Linked DNA regions of Homo sapiens: region 2 is linked to region 1. The links are chromatin loops, found by intact Hi-C in ENCODE. Cell type or tissue: MCF 10A. All regions are shown on one strand. Each heading gives the region's core, and the rest is flanking DNA. Links, peaks and the distances in the headings are about the cores only. Region 1 overlaps LINC02539 (long intergenic non-protein coding RNA 2539). Region 2 overlaps WAKMAR2 (wound and keratinocyte migration associated lncRNA 2).

The links. Peaks named below come from ENCODE experiments on the same cell type or tissue, not always from the same donor. Only the 100,000 strongest peaks of a DNase experiment are listed, where the experiment ranks them.
Region 2: it touches region 1 in a loop (16-fold over the local background); 6 of 110 quality-filtered maps call a loop at or near these places.

What each region holds. Positions count from the first base shown.
Region 1 is chr6:137,724,521-137,735,430 of GRCh38, reverse strand. LINC02539 (long intergenic non-protein coding RNA 2539) reads left to right here. Exons shown (of 2, transcript NR_121619.1): 2 at 4,834-5,261. Among named protein-coding and RNA genes, the nearest start is that of LINC02539, 9.1 kb to the left of the region's middle. In MCF 10A, for the core only: no CTCF peak of the experiment used is centred there; DNase peaks (open chromatin) are centred at 3,210, 5,350 and 6,500.
Region 2 is chr6:137,826,566-137,837,475 of GRCh38, reverse strand. All of the region lies in intron 3 of WAKMAR2 (wound and keratinocyte migration associated lncRNA 2), which reads left to right. Among named protein-coding and RNA genes, the nearest start is that of TNFAIP3, 35 kb to the left of the region's middle. RefSeq lists enhancers at 9,275-9,324, 9,345-9,474. In MCF 10A, for the core only: no CTCF peak of the experiment used is centred there; DNase peaks (open chromatin) are centred at 5,165 and 7,675.

The DNA of each region.
Region 1 (10,910 bases), core at 2,019-10,018:
AGAATAGGTGAAGTGGTGCCTCGGCCTTTCAAAGTGCTGAGATTACAGGTGCAAGCCACTGCGCCGGGCCAAAATATTAATATTAGTTAGAAATTAATTAGATACTGTATATCACAATGATGTTCTCATCACGATTTGCTGAAAAACAGTTTGTAAGGGCTGATAGGAGGGGACTACTTCTCTCTCCAGCCGTGAGAACCCCAGAAGCCTTTATTTACAACCCTGGAGGGAAAAGTGATAAACCCATCACAAGGAGGAAGTAGGGAAGAGAGCTGGAGGGGGAAAGCAGTCATTCATATTTGATTTCTTCCACGTAATTGTTCCTCTACCATGACCCATAGAGCCAGGAGGAAGTGTGGAGGAGACAGAGATGAGTTACCAATGTATTTGAACAAACTGAAATGCACAGTTCCCTGTCCTTTCTGTCTCCCGTTATTACCCCAGTGTTCCCAATTGTGCAACAGCGTGACCTTACATCAGACAGAAAAAAGAGGGAGTTTGGCAATAACGTGAGAAAAGCTTCTGATGCAAACATAATTCCTTTTGCTTTACAGAAACATATAAATTATGTACAAAAATTATTTATGCTCTAACTTGAGCATTCAGTTCCATTGATACACAGTATATGCTACCAACGTCTGCTAAAAAATAAGATTTTGCAGGCTTTCTAAGCTTGTTTAATAATGAGGAAGATGGTAAGGCTTGGCTTTTCCCTGTAAGAATGCTGAAACAGGTTCGGATAAAAAACAAACCAACACAAATCAAACAACTTTCTCTTTCCTCTGTGTTTCTCCTCTTCCACAGCTTTGGATTCTTCCAGAATACTTGTTACCTCAGATTAGGGTGGGATGCCTTTGAGATAGCCCCACACGGGGTAAACTAAGCTTTTGATGGTTTTATATAGCAGGCCCTGGGCTAGCTGTTTGCATGCATGATCTCATGATTGCCATGCAAATATTTATATGCGATGAAGTCTCCTTGATTGGAGCCATACTCTTATCTTCTTGTCCATCTCTCCCTAATTATGATGTGTCATGGGAATTTTGCAACTAATTCAGAATTTTTTTCAGAGGGAACCTGGGTTCTGCATATGCTCTTTGTGGATAAATTCTCCCTGAAATTCCAGAAAGTCCAAAATTGAATTGCCTGGTATATGGTTGCCTTGGCATATGATCTGTGAACAAACTGGTTTTATCTGGTGTGTTGTTTAGAGTGTCAATGAGGTTGTATAGTAGGTAGCAGATGTAGGAAGAAGGCAATTTGATGAATGGCAGCTATAAAATGAAACAAGGAAGGAACATCACTAAATTTGTGTTCAACTTACTTCTGCCATTTGAGGGGCCCTAGGTTGGAAGTGACAACAAACTGATAGGGTCAAGGAAATGGATTGCTAAGTTTAGAAGTGTCGGCCGGGCACAGTGGCTCATGCCTGTAATCCAAGCACTTTGGGAGGCCAAGGCGGGCGGATCATGAGGTCAGGAGATCGAGACCATCCTGGCTAACACGGTGAAACCCCGTCTCTACTAAAAATACAAAAAATTAGCCGGGCGAGGTGATGGGCGCCTGTAGTCCCAGCTACTCGGGAGGCTGAGGCAGGAGAATGGCGTGATCCTGGGAGGCAGAGTTTCCAGTGAGCCGAGATCGTGCCACTGCACTCCAGCCTCGGTGACAGAGCAAGACTCCATCTCAAAAAAAAAAAAAAAAGTGTCAAGGTTGACTAGAGTTCTTTCTGAATAAAAAAAGCTTTACCACACCATCAGCATTGACTGAAAGTGGAAAAGAGACAGAATTGGACAAGTGCCCAGAGAAAAATGGATTTTGTACATACTTTACAAGCTAATATAGACCATTCCTTGCAAAACCCCTCCTTTGAGAAGAATCACACATGCTCCTCCATCCCCCTGATTTGATTTATTTGTATTGTCTTAACAATTTCTCTTTCTTTCTTCCTTTCTTGCTCGCTCATTTGCTTGCTTGCTTGCTTTCTTCCCTTCTTTTTCTTCTTTTTCTTTCTTTTCTTTTCTTTTTTTTTTTTTTTTTTTTTTTGACTGGGTCTCACTCACTCTGTCGCCCAGGCTGGAGTGCAGTGGTGTGATCTCAGCTCACTGCAACTTCCGCTTCCTGGGTTCAAGCAATTCTCTTGCCTCAGCCTCCAGAGTAGCTGGGACTACAGGCACGTAACACCAAGCCTGGCTAATTTTTGTAGTTTTAGTAGAGACAGGGTTTCACCATCTTGGCCAGGCTGGTCTCGAACTCCTGACCTCAGGTGATCTGCCGGCCTTGGCCTCCCAAAGTGCTGGGATTACAGGTGTGAACCACCGTGCCCAGCCTTGTTTAACAATTTCATGATGCATGTTATTTCTTATTACAATGTGTTCCCCGCCCCTTTATTTCTCTTGCGGAGTCCAATATGAAGAATTGAAAAGAAATGTGATATCTCAACTTTTCATTAAGTCTCAATCCTAATGCCCTGTTTTTTGTTTGTTTGTTTGTTTGTTTAAAGCTATGAAAACAAAAAGTACCAAGTCTGTGCCAGGTTCTTTTTCATTTTGTTTTGTGTCTGTGTGTGTGTGTGTATGTGTGTGTGTGTGTGTGTCATAATAATGAGTGACTTCATATGAGCTTCCAGATTCACTGGTTCTGGCAGAAAGATATTTGTACAGCTGTTTCACAAGCTCTCTCCTGATTAGCCGAGGTAGGGCATCCAATCTACAGTTGTGGAAAAACAACATTAGCTGAAATAGACATAACACCTACAATTTTTTTTAGTGTTGTTGCTTTCCCCAAATGCTTGTTCAGCTCTTAGTTATCTTTCAAAACTGCTCAGGCGTTGCCTTCTCAAGGAGCCTTCTTTAGCCACACTTCTTACTCCCTCTCCTCCCCTAATGCCTCATTTTTCTTGTACTATTTCTAGACTTTGCATATTTCTACATTGAAACCGTCCTCTGCATTCTGTTTGTCTACCTCTCCTACCAGTATGTGAATATCTAGAGAGAATAGATGTGATTTTGCTGGTAGCCCTCCACCTAACAATGAATGGCAAAGAGTAGAAGCCAAATAAGTGGACTTTTACTGGACCTGACTGCAGTCATTTTTATAGAGTGTACCGGCAGCTCCAGAAGCATACTGTCCTCTTGATGCAGGATATCTGCCATTGATGTTTTATTTGTTTTCTGACTCAGAAAGTTTCTTCAAAGCCAGTTCCGATCTATTATGAAATATCCTTTTTGTGAGCCACTTCCCATTCCATCCCTTAACACAGATATACACATGGCCCAGGCAGAGTGTTTCTTTGTGGGTTCTAGGCAGTGATGGGAAATGAAAATACTACATTGCATGAATTCTAAAACAAAAATTTTTTTCTACTGCTTCTTGAATTGAAATTAGGGAGTATTTCACAATCAATGACATCTTATAATTATGATTAGCAGTGTTTTTTTTTTCTTTTTGAACAGTACCTGAAATAATGTGTCTTATCATTGATGGTATCTTAAGTACTCATAAAAGAAATCTTACTGGTAGCCAGCGCAGCCCTGCCAGGTTATATGTAAATTCGGGATATGTTCCAAGTGCTACATTAAAAATAAACCAAAACAGAAACAGACTTTGTAAAATAGAGTGAAAGAGTGAGCCTTGAAGGATCAGAGGGCAAGTTTCACATGCTATTCATTGTTCTGTCCCTGGCATCTGATCTACTATGCACATGGCACATATTTGTCACTTAAAACACAAAAATAATTGCTAACAGTCTTTGAGTCCTTACTATGCAGAGGTCACTGTGTTTTAAGTATTTTTCATATGTGAGCTCATTTAATTCTCAGGACAACTCTTTGAGTGGGTTCAGTTATGATTCCATTTTTCAGATGCATAAAGTCCAGATGAGGGTAGATAGATGACTTGCTCTGAGTCCCACAGGTAGCAAGTAAATGGCAGAGCCGTGCTGGATCCCAGGGCCATTTGACTTTAAAGACAACGTTCCTATGTTCTGTGCAGCACTTTCTCCCTAATGAATATTTATTTTAAATAAGTGTTATTTCTACTGATTTTGATGGCTATTTGCTTGGGTCCCCCACCCCCAGTTTCCATTAGTCATTAAATGCTTATCTGAGATTAATATTTAGATAAATATTGCTAATTTTTAATAAACAGTTCATTGGAAAATATTTTCTTTATTTAATGTTACAGGCGAAATCCTATCAAAAATAAAACTCCTAGCCAGGTACGGTGGCCCATGCCCGTAATCCCAGCATTTTGGGAGGCCAAAGCGGGAGGAGTGCTTGACTGCAAGAGTTCAAGACCAGCCTGGGAAACATAGCGAGACTCTGTCTCTACAAAAAAATAAAAAATTAGCCAGGTTTGGTTGCACACACCTGTAGTCCCAGCTACTTGAGAGGCTGAGGCAGGAGGAGTGCTTAAGCCCAGGAGGTTGAGGTTGCAATGAGCCCTGACCACACCATTGCACTCCAACCTGTGTGTCAGAGCGAGATCCTGTCTCAAAACAAAACAAAACCAAACAAAAAACTCTTTAAAAAGCCATTTGTGATTATGATGGTGTTGTATTTCATAGAAGAGATGTTGTTGAGATAAATTTTTTTATAAGTAGGAAAAAATGCAATCCCTATTTTGGAGAATTGTCACCCTTGCGTTCCCTGTGAGAAAATAAATGAAGTTCAATGGGCTTTATTAACCTCCTCTATTAGGGCTGAGATGTCTTTTTTTTCTCAACACCAAAAACCTCAGGCATAATCTTAAGAAGTCACTGATGAAATTGCACTTCAGATACAAAAGATTCTGTTAGACCAGTTCACTTTTTTCTCTTTTCATTCATTGCAGAGGGTCAGAACTAGAGGTGGTGGAGTGAACGCCGCACCAGGCAATGGAAGAAGCACTGGCCTAGACCAAGCTTGAGCGTGCACCACTGTCACCTGGAGGGCTTGTTCCAACACGGATGGCTGGACTCACCCCCAGAATTTCAGATTTATTAGGTCTGCACTGGGCCCTGAGAATGTTTATTTAAAACAAATTCCTGGATGCTACTGGTTCAGTTGCCACACTCTGAGACCCGCTGGCTTTGAGCTTAGAAGATGTGGGTTTGATTCCTGGATTCCACAGTTTACTAGCTGTGAGTTAGAGAATTTAAATTACTTACCTGAGTCTTGGTTTCTTATTTGCAAACTGAACTGTAAACTATTTGTTCTACCCATTTTATAAGACTTTTGTAAGGATAAAATAAAAGAATACATATGCAAATTACTGAAAAACCTGTCACTGTTGTTATTACTAGTATTATTGTGAAAGAAGCTGTAGATTTATGTCAGCCCCAGACAGGAGTTGACAGAACCTTCGAGTTGCACAAGGCCTGCTGGAGCACTTCAGAGAATTCCAAATGAATCTTGATTGCATTGTGGAATGTACAGCACTGGGGCCCTGGGGACCAGCATGGAATGTGAGTAAAGACAAGATAGGTTCTATCATCCTCCAGACCTGCAGATGTGTGTTCAAATCCTGACTCCATGGGGCTTGACTCTATCCCATCTGGAAAAATGGAAATAAAAGTGCCTACCTTACTGGTTTATTGTGAGGACTATTTGAGATAATGTATTTAAAGAACTAGCACAGTGCACGGCACATAGTGGGCACTCACTAAATATTAGCTCTTAATATAGTTATGAAAACTAAACCCAATGGGGAGAAAATGCAAGGCCATCTTGGTAATACAACTGTATGTATTATGAGGTAGCCAGGTCTCTCAGCCCAAAAGACCATATTCCAGGGCCAGGCATGGTGGCTCACGCCTGTAATCCCAGCACTTTGGGAGGCTGAGCTGGGTGGATGACTTCAGGCCAGGAGTTCGAGACTAGCCTGGCCAAAATGGCAAAACCCCCATCTTTACTAAAAATGCAAAAATTAGCTGGGTATGGTGGCACACACCTGTGGTCCCAGCTACTCAGGAGGCTGAGGCATGATAATTACTGGAACCTGGGAGGTGAAGGTTGCAGTAAGCTGAGATTTTGCCACTGCACTCTAGCCTGGGTGACAGAGCAAGAAAAAAAAAAAAAGACCATATTCCAGTGCTGCTGCTCTGAGAGAGCAGGAGCAGTTAGACTCACTGACCTCCCACGTTGCTTCCAAATGAGATTTTAATGTCAGCACAAAGCAAACGCATCTAGTCAGTTGCCAGCAACCAGGGCTGTTTTCCCCAGACTTCCCTTATGACTGACAGCTACACCATTCATTTCTTTGCTATGACCTACCTTGTAATTATGAAGCAACACTTTCTGGAATTCCCTAGCAGGCAGAGCACTAACAATAGAAAAATTGAAATTAAATGGAGATCAGTCCACAGAGCTCTTCATTTTCCCTTGGATTATGTGACAGTGGAATCAAGCCTAAACTAGACAATGCATGACAACACAATGAGCTCTGCACTAACAAACGCCAGATAAGCTCCAGCAGTCTGCTTTCGGTGGGTGGAAGTTCCAGGCTTGCAAAACCCTGTAGATAATAGAAGCAACAACTGGAGCACAATTGCTGACCCAGTTGCCAAATCTGATGCCATGTCATGGGGCTGGAATGCAGCTCAGTGCCATGCTGGACAGACTTTTCTCTTATACTACATGCTGATCAGAAGTTATTCACCCGGGCTGCATGTCTTCTTGCACATTACATGAACTAACACTTTGCCCGTTCATCTTGACAGCACAAGAGATACAGATGGGCAGGGTGTCCTTAAACATGCCTGCCTGTTCCTGTGATAGTTAAGTGATTGACTCAACAAAAATGGAAGAGAATTTGCTCAACTTTGATCCTTCTCTCTTCACTGGGTTTATGCAGGCTAGGTGGGTCACAGGACAGGTGAGGAAATGTGAGGGTGAGGCATTTCAATGTTATCTGATAGCACCAGTTGCCTCTCTTGACATTCCTTGCTAGCAAATATGAAAAATGCAATACCCTATATGAATATGCCTAATATGTCATTTTCCCCTAAGAAGGGAGAAGTGAGACTCTAACTATTATTATTAATTTTTCCAATGGAAATCCTCACTATGATTGCAGGATAATGCATCATCCATTTTGTAGACAACTTATTTTTTCTGATTTGATGTAAACTTTTGACTTTCTGCCCTTCTCTGCCCAGTTACTTCTAATTCTGAAGACTTTTTTCTCACATTCTTTCATGGTTTCAGTCTCTGCGGCCCTGACATCCTTTCCATATAATTCACCGCCAGATTTCCTGGTGACTTCCAGATTCGTAATCTTCTGGTGTCTTCCATTTGGATGAGCTCTGTCTCAGCCACTCCCCAGGAGGCCACACCTTATGCTTGGTCACAACTCAGATCGACTCCACTTTCAGGACGGCACATTCGGAAATCCCTTCCTTTTCTGGCTCCCTCCTTCCCTCTTTCTGCTTTGCATTTCATCTTAACTGAGACCTCTACTGCATGACTTTTATCTGGTCACCTACTCCGCCAATGCATTTGGTTTCATTCTTCTGCATCAGTCTGAACTCATTGGTCCATCATTCAGTTCAGGATCACCTACAATCCTCTTCTGTGATCTCTCTCAAATCTGTCTTTCCTTCCATTCCTGCAGGTGCTCTCTAAGACACTTGCAAGGATCTCCCACCCAGTCTCCTTATCTTCCAATCTGCTCTACTCTAATCTATATTAGTTACCCCTTCTAGGAGGATCATCCTGCTTTTAAAATGCCAATAAAGCTTTTCCAACTCTTATCCTCCAAACCCCTTCTACTTCTCCCTCCAAGTCTCGCTCCAGCTCTTTCCTCTCCTTTGAAATGCTCTTTCTCATCTCTGCCTGAAAAATACCATCTGTTCTTTCTAAAGACCATTTCCAATAGCATCTCCAGATTCCTCAAACTTTACTTGACCCCTTCTTGGTGTTATATGTCCATGCTAGCTATAGTGGTTTATATATTTGTTTTATCTTCTCTGCAGTGTGATCAGTGGAAGGTTCATGAGCTCTGGATTTAGAGAGAGATCTGGTTTAAGTTATCAGTATTTACCAGTTGTGTGATCTCAGGCAAGTCACTCCATTTCGCAAAGACTAAATTTCCCCATCTGTATAAAGGGATGATGCTATCTATCTCATGGGATTGTTAGGATTAAATGAGATAAAATAACCGCCATATGAAAGCCACTCAATAAATATCACTTCTTCTCTTTTTCCCCATTCCGTGCATCCTTGAGGTATGAGATTATTTCTACTCATTTTGTTTCCTTGGAAGGGCAGCATTGTTTGGCGCCTAGTAGGCTATTAATAAATAATTACTGTATTCATGTATTCATATCATGTGTCTTTGCTTTCCTGTTAAAAGTTAGAGCTCCCGAGACAATGTATTTTTCATTTGCAGTTCATTTCCTATTTAATTTTGGCAAGTTTAAAGAAGAATATTCTTTATATATTGAGCAGATAGTTAACAGGTAAACCTAGTGCCAACAATTCTGTCTTGTCTATTGAGAAAGACTAGCGGCTATGTGGTCTGTGTCTGGCTTGGAGTTAAGGAGAAGATTTTTTAGTGTGTGTGACAAAAACTCAGTCATAATAGTGATATTTGGGAAGCTCCCTTTTCATCTTATTGAATCAATATGACCCAATAAGATTGTGGCCAATCATGGTCCTCTCCCAGCTTCATAGCCAATAGGAAATGAGCTGGGAGCACTGATTCACATCCTTGTGTGTATGTGTGTGGTGGGGCTTGGTGGGGGGGAAAATGATTCCTGTTACAAAATCTAGTGATACTACAGTATTCCTGGCTAAAGAAGTGCTTCTTTTAGGAAAAGCTAAGCTTCAAGCTAAATATGTTTGTTTAAAGTATCATGATGTACAGCAAAGATTATTGAACTTGGAGTAGTGCAGAGGCTTGGACTCAAATCTCAGCTCCACTACACTATCAGCAGTGGAACCTCATGCATGTTACTTGGACCTCTTTCACTTGTAAAAGGCAAGAACAATACCCACATCACAGATTGTTGTAGGGATGGAAGCCATGCTTATGAATGCACCCTGTAGAGTGCATGGCATTTACAGAGAAAGCAGTTCACAAATGTTAGCTTTGGAATGCCAAAGTGTATAGAGAACTTCTCATAAAAGAAAGATCTAGTTTACTTTGCAGAAATGCAATAGCAGGCATTGTGTTATCATCATCTGTGTGACAGTTTTTGTGTGTCAACTTGGCTAGGCTATGGTGCTCAGATGTTAGGCCAATAGCAGTCTAGAAATGGCTGTGAAGGTATTTTTTAGATATGACTAATAGTTCAATCAGCAGACTAAGCAAAGCAGATTAGTCTCCATAATGATGGTGGGTTTCAGCTAATCAGTTGAAGGCCTTAAAAAGAAAAAAAGAAAAAAATCTGAGGTCCCCTAAGGAGGGGGGACCTCTGCCTCCGGTCTGTCTTCAGACTAGAACTGCAACATCAGTTCTTCTCTGAGTCTCTAGCCTGCTGATCTCCGCAAATTTTGACTTGCCTTCCCCCAAAATTGCACAAGAAAATTCCTTAAAATAAATCCCTATCTACCTATCAATCTGTCTATCCTGTTGGCTCTGTTTCTCTAGAGAACCCTAACTAATACAGCCCGTCTTGCTCACTGGGTGGTAATCGAATGTCAGGAACTGTATCTAACTCATCTTCACATCTCCAGTACCTAGCACAGTGCCAAATCTATAACAAATATTTATGCTTATTGAACTGCAGAGAATAGCAGCTCACATTCAGACACTATCTTATAAAAATGGTACTTGCACAGAAGGTTTAATTAATTCATCCCTCTACCTAGTTATTCATCCATCAAACATTTTGAGGGGAGCTTATTCCATATGACTGTGCTTGACACTGGTGATGCAGAGAGAAAAGACAGAATGCATTCTCACTATTTCATGGTGGCGTGAGGAGACAGTGCGAGTGAATGGGGCAGACGCAGGAAAGGAGGGTGAAGTGAGACACTGGGAATCTGTTTATCCAGGTGAGACAACAGGACAGCCTGACATAAGGGGGGACAATTGGGAAGAAGAGGAAGGGATGGGTTTAGGAGGTAGAAATAATAGGAGGGGAGAAACAAGGAGTGAGGCATCTCCCATGACTGCCTGGTTTCTGGTTAAGGTGTCTGGGAACACAGAGGAGGAACAGAGTTTCTCATCATCTTATCTGATCCTAACATTCCTCAGCATCGTACAACACAACCCCCTCATTTTAGGGATATGGATACAGAAGCTGAGAGAGAGCAGGTCTTTTGCCACCACCCTCATAAGTCAGGAGCTGGCAGAGTGAGTTTTAGAAGCCAAACGCGTGCTGTTTTGCTGAGTGTCCACTGTGGCCCACACAGCGGTGCCTGCCAAGTTCCTTGCACAATGGAAGGAAGGGAAATGAGCTCAAAGAGTCCCTGTTACTTCTGTGTGGTGCGGTTTCACTCTCGTGAGCTGTCGCATCGCTGACCAGCCTGCCATGCTCTCTGAGTGTCAACTGGGACCTGACCCAGCACCGGACTCATTCCATTTGGAAGATGGGTGTAATACCAGGCCTCAGTCCCCCATCTCTACTCCAGCCATGTTCAGCTGTGAGTTTACCATCATAACTTCCTGAATCTCAAGGGACAGCAATCAGATCCTTGCCAGATGGCTAGGCAATGGGATGCAATTTTTACATGAAATCACTGTAGACACTGTGACCAATGGAACTACCATTTTCATGGAGACCAGCTGAGCCCTGCTAACTGAAAATTCAGAGCATCTCCAGCCATTGTATCCAGTTGATGAAGTTGATGCTCTCCAACCATACCACATTATTTTGAATCCAAATTCATAGTTTACTTTCCAGTGTCATCCTGAGGATTGGAGGAAGGCACAGGAAATATCAGCGATTATCCTCCATTATCAGATTATTATATTTTTTTGTG
Region 2 (10,910 bases), core at 1,755-9,754, 100 kb before region 1:
GGACTTGAGGGGAACAGTGGGAGACAGGCGAGGGATAAAATATGGTGCAGTGTTTACTGCTTGGGTAATGGGTGCACCAAAATCTCACAAATCACACTAAAGAACTTACTCATGTAACCAAATATCCACTGTACCCCAATAACTTATGGGAAAATAAAATAAGATAATAAAAAATAAAGTGTACCAGAGGTCATCTGCTTCTGGTTTTTAAAAAAATTGAGCTCAAAATACATATCTATAGATGTACCCTGAATTGGAAACATTAATTTACAACTATTCCATAGCACGACTTGAGTTTCTTAAGATAGACTTAACTCACTGAAATGAGGCCTCGATGTAAGCTGTTCTTCAGATGTCTGGAAACAACCACAGCAATGATGATTTGTGTCTAGCCAATTTGCTATTAGGGTTCCTGTTTCCCAACATCCATAGATTCCAGGGTCCAGGGCCCAGGTCCAACGTATGGAGGACTTCTGGCAGTCAGTCACCTTACTTTTTCCTGTTCTGGGTGTTGAATTCCCATGCAAACAGAGCAGGCAACCATCTGCAGTGTGAACCTGATCACTTGCTTTTCTTTTTCTCTTCCCACTCTGCTGTATACATGCTGTACATTTTCAGGATGCTGATTTCCCAGTCAGCCAGAGGACGACCTAGATCCATATGTGCTCATCTTTCCCCCATTCCAGAGACAATCTTCCTCTCCAAATTAGAAAATGAGCTGTGCATGCTACTCTCTGCCACTAGCTCTGAAGTTCAGAGGCCCACATCCCCTAACTAGAATTCTATCAAAGGGAAACAGAACTGCCCATCCACTAGCATCTGGTTGACATCCTTCCTTTACCTAGCCATGGCTATCTACTAATTCGTACCTCAAGGAAGAACATCTGGAATACAAAAAAAAATCTTTTCAAATCATTTTATTGTTTTCCTTCTTATTAGAGAAATTCATTAGAAACCCAATATATTTTTCTGATTACAATACAATTACTCTCTCACTGTACAACTACAATAGTATAGCAATAGAGTGTTGTGTATTAAATAGGCTTAGGTTTGGGGAAACCTAACAACCTTTAATAATTTTATTTTTATAGGAAGCTATATTTTGGTTTTCAAATAGCCAAATGTATGCAAGCTTTTGAAACATAATTACAGATATTATGATTTAAACTTTCTAACACACATGTATATATACACATACTTATGGACAAAGTTTGAATGGAAACATGGAAAAAGGAAAACTGTCAATGTGCAAAGTGGTGAAAAAATGTTCCCTTAATAATGTTATTATATTAATTTATGCAATTAAAAATTACCTTAGCAAGAGATAACTGTGAAAAAATTGTCATCTCCTTCATCTCCTCCCTAAAGGTCGCCCTTCTCCATAATCAGGATATGCTTTTCTATGTTCTCATAACATCTTATATACAAATCTTAATATAATAGTTACTTTGGAGCATAATGTATAGTTATTTGCTTATGTGTCTATTTTTCCAATTAACTGTAATTTATTTACGGACGGGGATTATCTCTTGTTAGTGTCTGTACACTATACTAGTTCAATTACACAGCGGCATGCGGTAGGTATTTAGCAAATTGTTGAATGAATGAAAAATGAATGAGTAGGTATATTTCTTCATGTGGTATAGTGGAAGTAACACATTCATATACTCAGCCGGTTAGGATACAAATACATGAATATCATCTACAAAACTTGAAAACTTTGATCAAAGCAGAAAATAACGTTTTTTGAAGTAGAAATGTGCAAATAATTTCTAAGTACATCTGGAGGAAGTGTGAACAAGAGATTTGGGGTTTTGTTCCTTTGGTATATTCCCTGACTTTAGGCCTCAGATGTTTTCACTTCCTCAAGTTTTTGTTTTTGTTCTTTTTTTCTTTTTCAGCTTTTCCTGATAAAACTATTTCCTTTCTCCAAGGTTTTAAAGGTTTTGACCTGAACATGTATTACCCGAACCATGAGGACTCTGATGGAAGAGTTATCAATGATGACGACTTGGGTGGAAATGGTCTAGAGATTCAGGCAGATATGGCTGCATCACCATCCTATAAGGGAAGAGATAAGACTCCTAGAGGGAAAAAATGTAGGGTAATAGGGTTTGGGACTGAAGAAAGGACCACTGAAAATGTCCATGGTAAAAAGATCTTAATTAAGCAAATGAAATATTATGAACAGAGCAACGTGAATCAGTTAGTTCAGTATTTCCTAAACCTGCTTGATAACAAGGATCACCAGGAGGTGATTACTTGTTAACAATACAGATTTCCACTCTTCTTTCAGATCAGAATTGTCAGCACAGAGGCCTGGAAATCAGTACATTTAACACATAGTTTCTGGTGATTCGTATAAGCAAGCAAGTTTAGAAAATTTAAATTCATTCATTTTAATTTCTTGATGTCCAATTTAGAAGGTAAAGTCCGCAAATCCTCACACCCATATACCTACATCTACATCTGTGCCTATAGAGCCTGCCTTCCTTCCTTCCTTCCTTCCTTCCTTCCTTCCTTCCTTCCTTCCTTCCTTCCCTCCCTCCTGCCTCCCTTCCTTCCCTCCCTCCCTCCCTCCCTCCCTCTCTTCCGGCATATTCACTAAATGTGAATGTCTGTGATGCGAATAAGATTGCTCATCATTGTGGAGGGAGTTAAAGGAACTACAAAATGCAATCCCAAACTCTACAGGCTACTACTTGATGCAGTTTACAAATTTGCAGACTTTTATTGCTGATTTGAGTGTTTTACCTAACTGCATAATCAGGTATGGTGTATGTGTGTGTGTGTGTGTGTGTGTGTGTGTGTTGTTTTGTTTGCTTGCTTTTTAAACCCTGCTGTAGTTTGGATATGGTTTGTTTGTCCCTATCAAATCTCATGTCGAAATTTGATTCCCAAAGTGGTAGTGTTGAGATGTGGGGCCTGGTGGGAGGAGCTTATGTCATGGGGTAGACCCATTGTGAATGGCTTGGTTCTTGTATTAGTCTCTTCTTATGCTGCTAATAAAGATATACCCAAGGCCGGGTGCAGTGGCTCATGCCTGTAATCCCAACAGTTTGGAATGCCAAGGCGGGCGGATCACCTGAGGTCGGGAGTTTGAGACCAGCTTGACCAACATGGAGAAACCCAATCTCTACTAAAAATACAAAAAATTAGCCAAGTATGGTGGCACATGCCTGTAATCCTAGCTACTCTGGAGGCCAAGGCAGGAGAATTGCTTGAACCTGGGAGGTGGGGGTTGAGGTGAACAGAGATCGTGCCATTGCACTCCAGCCTGGACAACAAGAGTGAGACTCCATCTCAAAAAAAAAAAAAAAAAAAAAAAAAAAAAAAAAAAAAAAGACATACCTGAGACTGGGTAATTTCTAAAGGGAAGAAGTTTAATTGGCTCACAGTTCCACATGGCTGGAGAGGCCTCAGAATCCCGGCAGAAGGTAAATGAGGAACAAAGTCAGGTCTTACATGGTGGCAGGCAAGAGGGCATGTGCAGAGGAACTTCTCTTTATAAAACTATCAGATCTCATGAGACTTATTCACTATCACGAGAACAGCACGGGGAAGACCCACCCCCATGATTCAGTTGCCCCCCACCGGTCCCTTCTATGACGTGAGAATTATGGGAGCTACAATGCAAGATGAAATTTGGATAGGGACACAGTCAAACCATATCAGTTCTGTTTTCAAGGAATTGAGTGAACTCTTGCTCTCCTGAGACTGGATTGGTTCTGCGGGGAATGGATTAGTTCCTGAGGGCAGGGTTGTTATAAAGCCAGGACACCCCTTGGGTTTTGACCCTCTTTGCACGTGTCTACTTGCCCTTTAGTCTTTTCCACCATATTTTGATGCAGCACACAAGCCCTCACCAGAAGCTAAGCAGATGCCGGCACCTTGCTTCTTGTACAGCCTGCAGAACATGAGCTAAATAAATCTCTTTTAAAAAATAAATTACCCAGTCTTAGATATGCCTTTATAGTAACACAAAACATACTAAGTCAAATAGCAATTGAATAATGTTGGATAATCAAGCTGAATCATTAAATCTCTTTAAAAAGTCCCCAATTCTTTTCCACTTGGGAATTTTGAATCTGGAAAGTTTGAGTATTTTATATATGATCATGCCTTTTCTAAAAAAACTGTTTCTGCAAACTCCAACACTATTTTCACTCTGTGCATTCAGTGTGCTAAGGGAGCATCTTGGAAATCTTTTGCTTGAATTAGCTATAACTTTAGCCTCTGCCGATATTCTGACCAGCAGCCTTTTCATTTTTCAGCCCTTTTTTGATCCAATCAGTCTCTTACTTTTTGAAATTTAAGTTTCTGGGTTGCAAATAAGTAATTTGTATTTTCCAGGATGTTCACATTGTACTTGTAGCATCATTAATAAATGAATACATGCCTCTCCTTGCAATAGATTAAGAGAAAATAAATACAACACTACAAATGGAAGCCTGTAGTAAGGAAGTCTATTGAACTTGAATTGTGTGAGGTCTTCATGTGCCCCTGGATCCTCCCTCATTTATTTATTCTGAGGACAGAGCTAAGCACTAGCAGGTAGTAATACTTAACAACTCTGATTAGTATTCAAAGGTTTGTGAATTTAGTATGAACTCCTCCACTGAATAGTAAGCTTCTTCAAGGGAAAGACCTGGCCTTACTCACTCCCCAATACTTGTCAACAGAGGGTGGCCCATAGTAGGTACACATAAATGTTTGTTGGACTTCAATTTGATTAAGAGATTCCTAGGAATAATTGTTTTCTCTGGGTATGAGCCAAAAATTGAGGTAATTGGTCCTTAGGTGAGTTATAATTTATTCTCTCTTTCCGCCCTTCCAATACATTGGTGAAAAGCAATAATAACAAGTCTTTGGTTAGCAAGTTTTTCATAGAATTAATCCAGTTTACCTCTTGTAAAACTTTTGTCTCTCTCCATGCATCTTTTCCTAATATAGTAAATAATGCATTTCAGAGAGCGTTTTCTTGACTTGGTTTTACTATTAGTTAATTCTTTTAAAATGTCCCATTTTCACTATCAGAAGTTGCTCATTTCTTGTTGGGAGCTGTGGTTTATTGAGGAGGGGGAGTTCCTTTACAGCTAGTAATACTTTGGAATCCCCAGGGATGGTCCATGACAAAAGAGATTAGAATTCTGAAGCAACACCCTTCAAACCACAAGTAGTCCGTCTATCATCTGAGTCACAGTCATCAACCAGGTCAGACTGAACATAAAAACGGGGGAGAAAAGGAAGAAATCCTCCTAAAAGCACATTGTACCTGGTAAAAAATTATTGTCATGCTTTAGAATTTTGAGAATCAACCCACTGAAACATTTTATACTTAAAATTCCAAAGAGATTGCCATATCAAGTCCCTACCATAAACTTTCCTGCATTATATTAAGTATTTTTGGGTTTATTTATTTTGTTGAACACCTATTCTTTAAGTTGGTTTATAACTTCCTTGGTGGGTATTTTTTTTTCTGAAGAAATGTTTCTAACATCTCAAGATTCATATTACTTAAGGTACTTTTTATAGGTATCTACATTCTAATGAAATACAAAGAATAGAATTTATCTGAAAAAAACATAAGCCATCAAATCGTTTTGTCAGAGCTGATCTATATGGGTGATAGGTCTGAATATGCTTATAGATCACAGCTATGCACCTTAATCATTGAAGGGGTCCTGGAAGGGGAATTTATGTTATCACAGAGAGCAATAAAAGCCAGGGGACAATCAAATGAAAATCCTTTTCCTTTCATAAATAACTTAATAATTAGCATTTATGAGAATAACTGAGTAATTCTGGCTATTAACCAAACCTTTTTTTATCGTGTTTTATGGCCCAGGCTTGGCTGACAAGTTGCCTAACCATGAGTGTATATATATATTTTTTTTTTCTGCTGTCACTACCACCTGTTTTAGACTTTGCTTTCATTTTTTTTTTTTTTTGGTGTTATCTTTTGCTCTCACAGGCAAAAAAATGCTTAATTTGTAGGAAATACAATTTCTTGCAAATAAAAAATAAAATTCAGGTTCATGAGCCCTGAATTTATATGCCAACTTTAGAGCTTTTTAGCAGTGGGATTTGGGCTACTTACTTAACAGACTCCCTCCCTCTGCTCCCCCTCCTCACAAAGTCATCCTTACATCTAAAATGCAGGTAATTAGACTGACCACCTAGAGTTGTAATGGGCAGATGTGAAAACATAATGCTAAGTTTCCAGCATCATGGTAAATGAACAAATGGTAATGTCCTCCAGTAGAAAGTCAATATGGCCTACAAGAAAGGGCAGGGGGAAGGGGCTCCCAAGACCCACATTGAAGTCCTGGCTCTAGCACTTACTAGCTGCCCAGGTTGGGAATTCTCCTAAACCTTCTCTGCATCTCAGTTTCTTCATTTGTAAAATGGGCAGAATATTCCTTAATCTACCTCTCTAAGTGGCTTAAAGGAAATAACTTTGTGAAACTGCCTTATAAAAATGATGAGATATTAAAATATTAATAATATGATGACAAAGTTTTTGGAGTTAATTTTTTCCCTCTGGGGAACAGTATTTTTTCAATGATAGTTCAATGGTTCCCTTTTGCTGAAGGTAGTGGCATTTCTCTTTTTTTTTTTTTTTCTGAATGACTCAGTTGGCACTTGTTATGAGCTATCTTGTAGGTTTTCTTTTCTTTTTTTTTTTTTTGGCACCTCAACTCTGTTTTAATCTTTTCAAGAGTAAAGACTCAATTTTAAACCTTGTGGGCTGCATGCTGAGATCTCTTAGGTGGGGCTGAAGGGGAAATCCTCCCTGGGGCACCATACTTAGTGTGAGAAGGGCCAGGGTTGTGGAGTGGAGCAGAGATGGCCTTCAGAGAGAAGAGGAAAGAAAAACAGGAACTTTGATGACATGGAGAAATTCTGAGATGCAGGGGAATATTGAGGGGCTTCCATGGACTTGCCTTGATCTTAGTAAGAAAGAAGGCCAATAAGATGAGGGAAAGAGAGTGGAAGGGAGTTGGGATCTTAGGGGCTGTATATCAAAGTGTCATGTTAACAGGATAACTAGCATATAGCTGACACTAAAAAAGTTTCGTAACTTTGAGATGAGTAGAAAATATTATTTTGTTATTTCATTATTCATGTCATATAATATTAGCATAGATAATAACATATATAATAATAGTAACAGCATGTATTAGGTACTTATGTCATATGTTTTGAACTTTACGCCTATCCTTTGATTTAATACTGAGAACAGCCTTACTAAGTAGATGCTATGATTATCTTTATTTTAAAGATGTGAAAACTGAAACTTTGGAAGGAAGTTCTGAAACACTATTGTGGGGCATAGAGTATCAAGTTTAGTAAGGAAAAGAAAAATGATTATAAGAGAGAATCGAGGGTCCAACTGAAGATGGATGGCATGAGTTTAAGACAAAACTCTCAGCACAATTCCATGTTTACCTCAGCCATGTTCTGCAACTTGGAGCAGTTGGTTGAGCTGACTGAGACTTCGAATACAATGGTTAGGAAAACAGTAACCTCTTTGCGTTCCACGTTGGACTTAATGACTATGAGTCATGTCATATATAGGAGGCAAGTTTTTCAGTGGAGATAGGAACAACTGAAATATGTTCTTCAGCCTAGTGGAGACAAGTAATTGTCATTGGCTGGTGAGTGTTTCAGATACTTCAAAGCATGGGTTGTGCTTCACCCCACCCTCTCTAGCTAAACTCCTTGGCTAATGGCCTGCATGATCTTAACTTCATTCCGGAAATACTGGTTAAGAGGATTTGGGACAGGCCATTTGGAGGCTGGTGAACCTGACAACTTACACAACCTACATTTGCAAAGCCCAGTTATTTTCTGACTAATGGGTCAGAAAGAGGGGGCAGAAGAGGAGAGAGAAATCTTCACCAAACAAACAGCCAGGCCATCTGGGTGGAGTTGCTTAAGGCAGTCACAAAAAAATGATCACATCATTTACCTCTCATTTAACAAGGGCAGAGCAGGGATACTAGCTGTGAGACACTTCTGCTCCGGGAAAGGTAGGAGCATTTGTACAATCTTTCCAGTATAGGGGAAGGGGGACATGGGAGTAGAAGTTGGATTGTTGAGTCACGAAGCAAATAGGTGTCTTTTTATTCTAATTAACTTGAGAAAGAAAGAATTTGGTATTATATCAACCCAGCACTTAAACTTTTTACCTTCATTGTATAAAAACTGTTTGTGAAAATTGTGCCACTATGACTTACTTTTTGATACGGATAATGGAGCATTCTCTAAAGGGAGCAGATGGAATGATGAGGAGGTTCAGAGTAGTGTCAATCATCAGGAAAGAGGGTGGCCCTGTTGGCCTGGGGGTGAGGGGAGAGGCTCTGACAAAGGTGCTCAGTCCCCAGCCAGGCTGCATGTGGTTCTTGTCTACCTGGGTCCACCTGAAAAGACACTACCAGATTGATTTGGGGTGTATCCTGGGCAGTGAGACTTTTGAAAGTGCATTGGTTGATTCTAATGCACAATCCAGTTGAGAACCACTGTTGAGGGAGCAGGGTGCCTGAATCATGAAATAAAAAGAGGCTTTTTATGGGAAAGGCTCTCTATCTCTCTTCTTTAACACCAGGAAAGGAGCTGTATTAGTGATAGGAAGTGATGGGGAAGCCAATGGGGGCTCAAAAGAAAGAAAGCTTTGATGCTTGGTACTGAAATGGAAGTGGCGTGGTAAGTGGAGGAGCCCCTGATGCTGGAAATGATCAAGGAGAAGGTGGACAACCATTGACTGGGAAGGCTGAACTAGCCCAGTGATGGCTAGATAGTGTCAGGAGGACCAGAAGCAACCTCAAGTCCCTTCCCCTTCACTCAGGGCAGCTCAGTTTTCTCTCTTTTTCTGTATTGGTTTGGGTTTCCCCATAAAGATTTCCTTTGAAGAAAGAGTCTGCTCAAAAAAACTTTTAAAACCACATAACTAGTTGACCTTTATGGCTATTACCAATCTGAAGTTCTGTAGCATTAAATCTTCTTTGATGTTTTCTAAGAAACCAGGCTACTGATTGATCCATTCTTCCAAAGGCCAAGGGGGAAAGGAAGGAGAGCTTACAAGGGTGGAAAGCATGAGTAGAAGAGGGGAGACTTCTCTTAGCTGAGGGCCAGGGCAGGAGCCCTTAACCCTGTCTAGGCTTGGAACCACCTGGGAACTTTTCAGTAAGACACCCTCCCAAAGCAGTGATATCAGTCTCTGGGGATGGTGCCTGGGCGTGGGTATTCATGAAATGCAGCAGAGTTGAGAACCACTGGCTTAATAGATGGGCACTGAGGAGAACTCTTTTTATACATTGAGGCCAAACATGTTAGACAACCACGAACACGGCAGTTCTTAAACTTCAGCTGCATCAGAATCACCTAGGCTTGTTCAGACAGATCACTGGGCTCCACCCCCAGAGTTTCTGATTTAGTAGGCCTGTGATAAAGCCAAGAATTTGCATTTTTAACAAGTTCCAGGTGATGCTGACACTGCTGATCTGGGGGACCACACTTTGAGAACCACTGCTTTAACAATAGGAATTTACTTTTGACCTTAAAAACAACTCCCTAACATTGGCAAGCGATTGATAGTGTGCACCCTTGATGATATGATATAATGAGAATGGCACTTTGCCTCTGTGGTCTCCCTCCCATTAAATGCATTAACTCAGTCTAATCATGAGTAAAACATCAGACAAAACCCAATGGAAGGACATTCTACAACATACCTGACCAGTAATCCTCAAAACTATCAAGGTCAGCAAAGCCAAGGAAAGTCTAAGAAACTGCCACAGCTAAGAGGAGCCTAAGGAGACATGACTACTAAATACAATGTGGTATCCTGCATGGAATCCTGGAATAGAAAAAGCACATTAGGGGCAGGGCACGGTGACTCACACCTGTAATCCCAGCACTTTAGGAGGCTGAGGCAAGCAGATCACTTGAGGTAAGGAGTTTGAAACCAGCCTGGCCAAGATGGTGAAACCCCATCTCTGCTAAAAATACGAAAATTAGCTGGGTGTATTGGCGGGCGCCTGTGATCCCAGCTACTTGGGAGGCTGAGGCAGAAGAATCACTTAAACCCAGGAGGTGGAGGCTGCAGTGAGCCGAGATCGTGCCACTGCACTCCAGCCTGGGCAACAGAGTGAGACTCCATCTCAAAAAAGAAAAAGGAAAAAAGACATTAGGGAAAAGCTGAGGAAATAATGTATCAATACTGATTCATTGGTCATGACAAAGGTACCATATTAATGTAATATGTTAACAATAGGGGAAACTCAGTATTAGGTAGGGAGCGCTCTGTACCATTACTGCACTAATTACATTACTGCACTAATTACATTAATTCTGTAATTTTAAAACCATTCTAAGATAAGCAGTTTATTTGAAAAAAAAAAAAAAAAAAAAAAAAAAAAAAGAACTTCCTGACTGCTGAAATACAGACCGTTCCTGATTGTGGTTATGGAGGAGGTGTCTTCAAAAGCATCAAGGAAAAAATATCAAATAATTGTATTTGTTTGACTGAAGACTTATCTGGATACAGGAGGTGAGTTACATAACATACCTTTATCTCTTTTTCTATGTGCTTGTGTGACTCAGATGATTGTGTGACTTTGAAATAATTTTTAAGGGCTATACTTTATATATACATATAGCATATAGATATTATACATAATACAAATATAATATACATATGTATATCAGCATACTTACAGCTGGTATGAAAGATAAGGTAGCTAGCTGATGCCTCTCAGTTTATTAGGATGCAGCCATGCAGTGGGAATACAATTTTAATTAGAAAAGGTACCTGCTGTAATGACTTAATATTCTTGGTAGAAATTTTCAACCTTTTGATTAGGCCTATCTGGAAACCATCACAATGGTGGTCTTTCTTTCTCTCT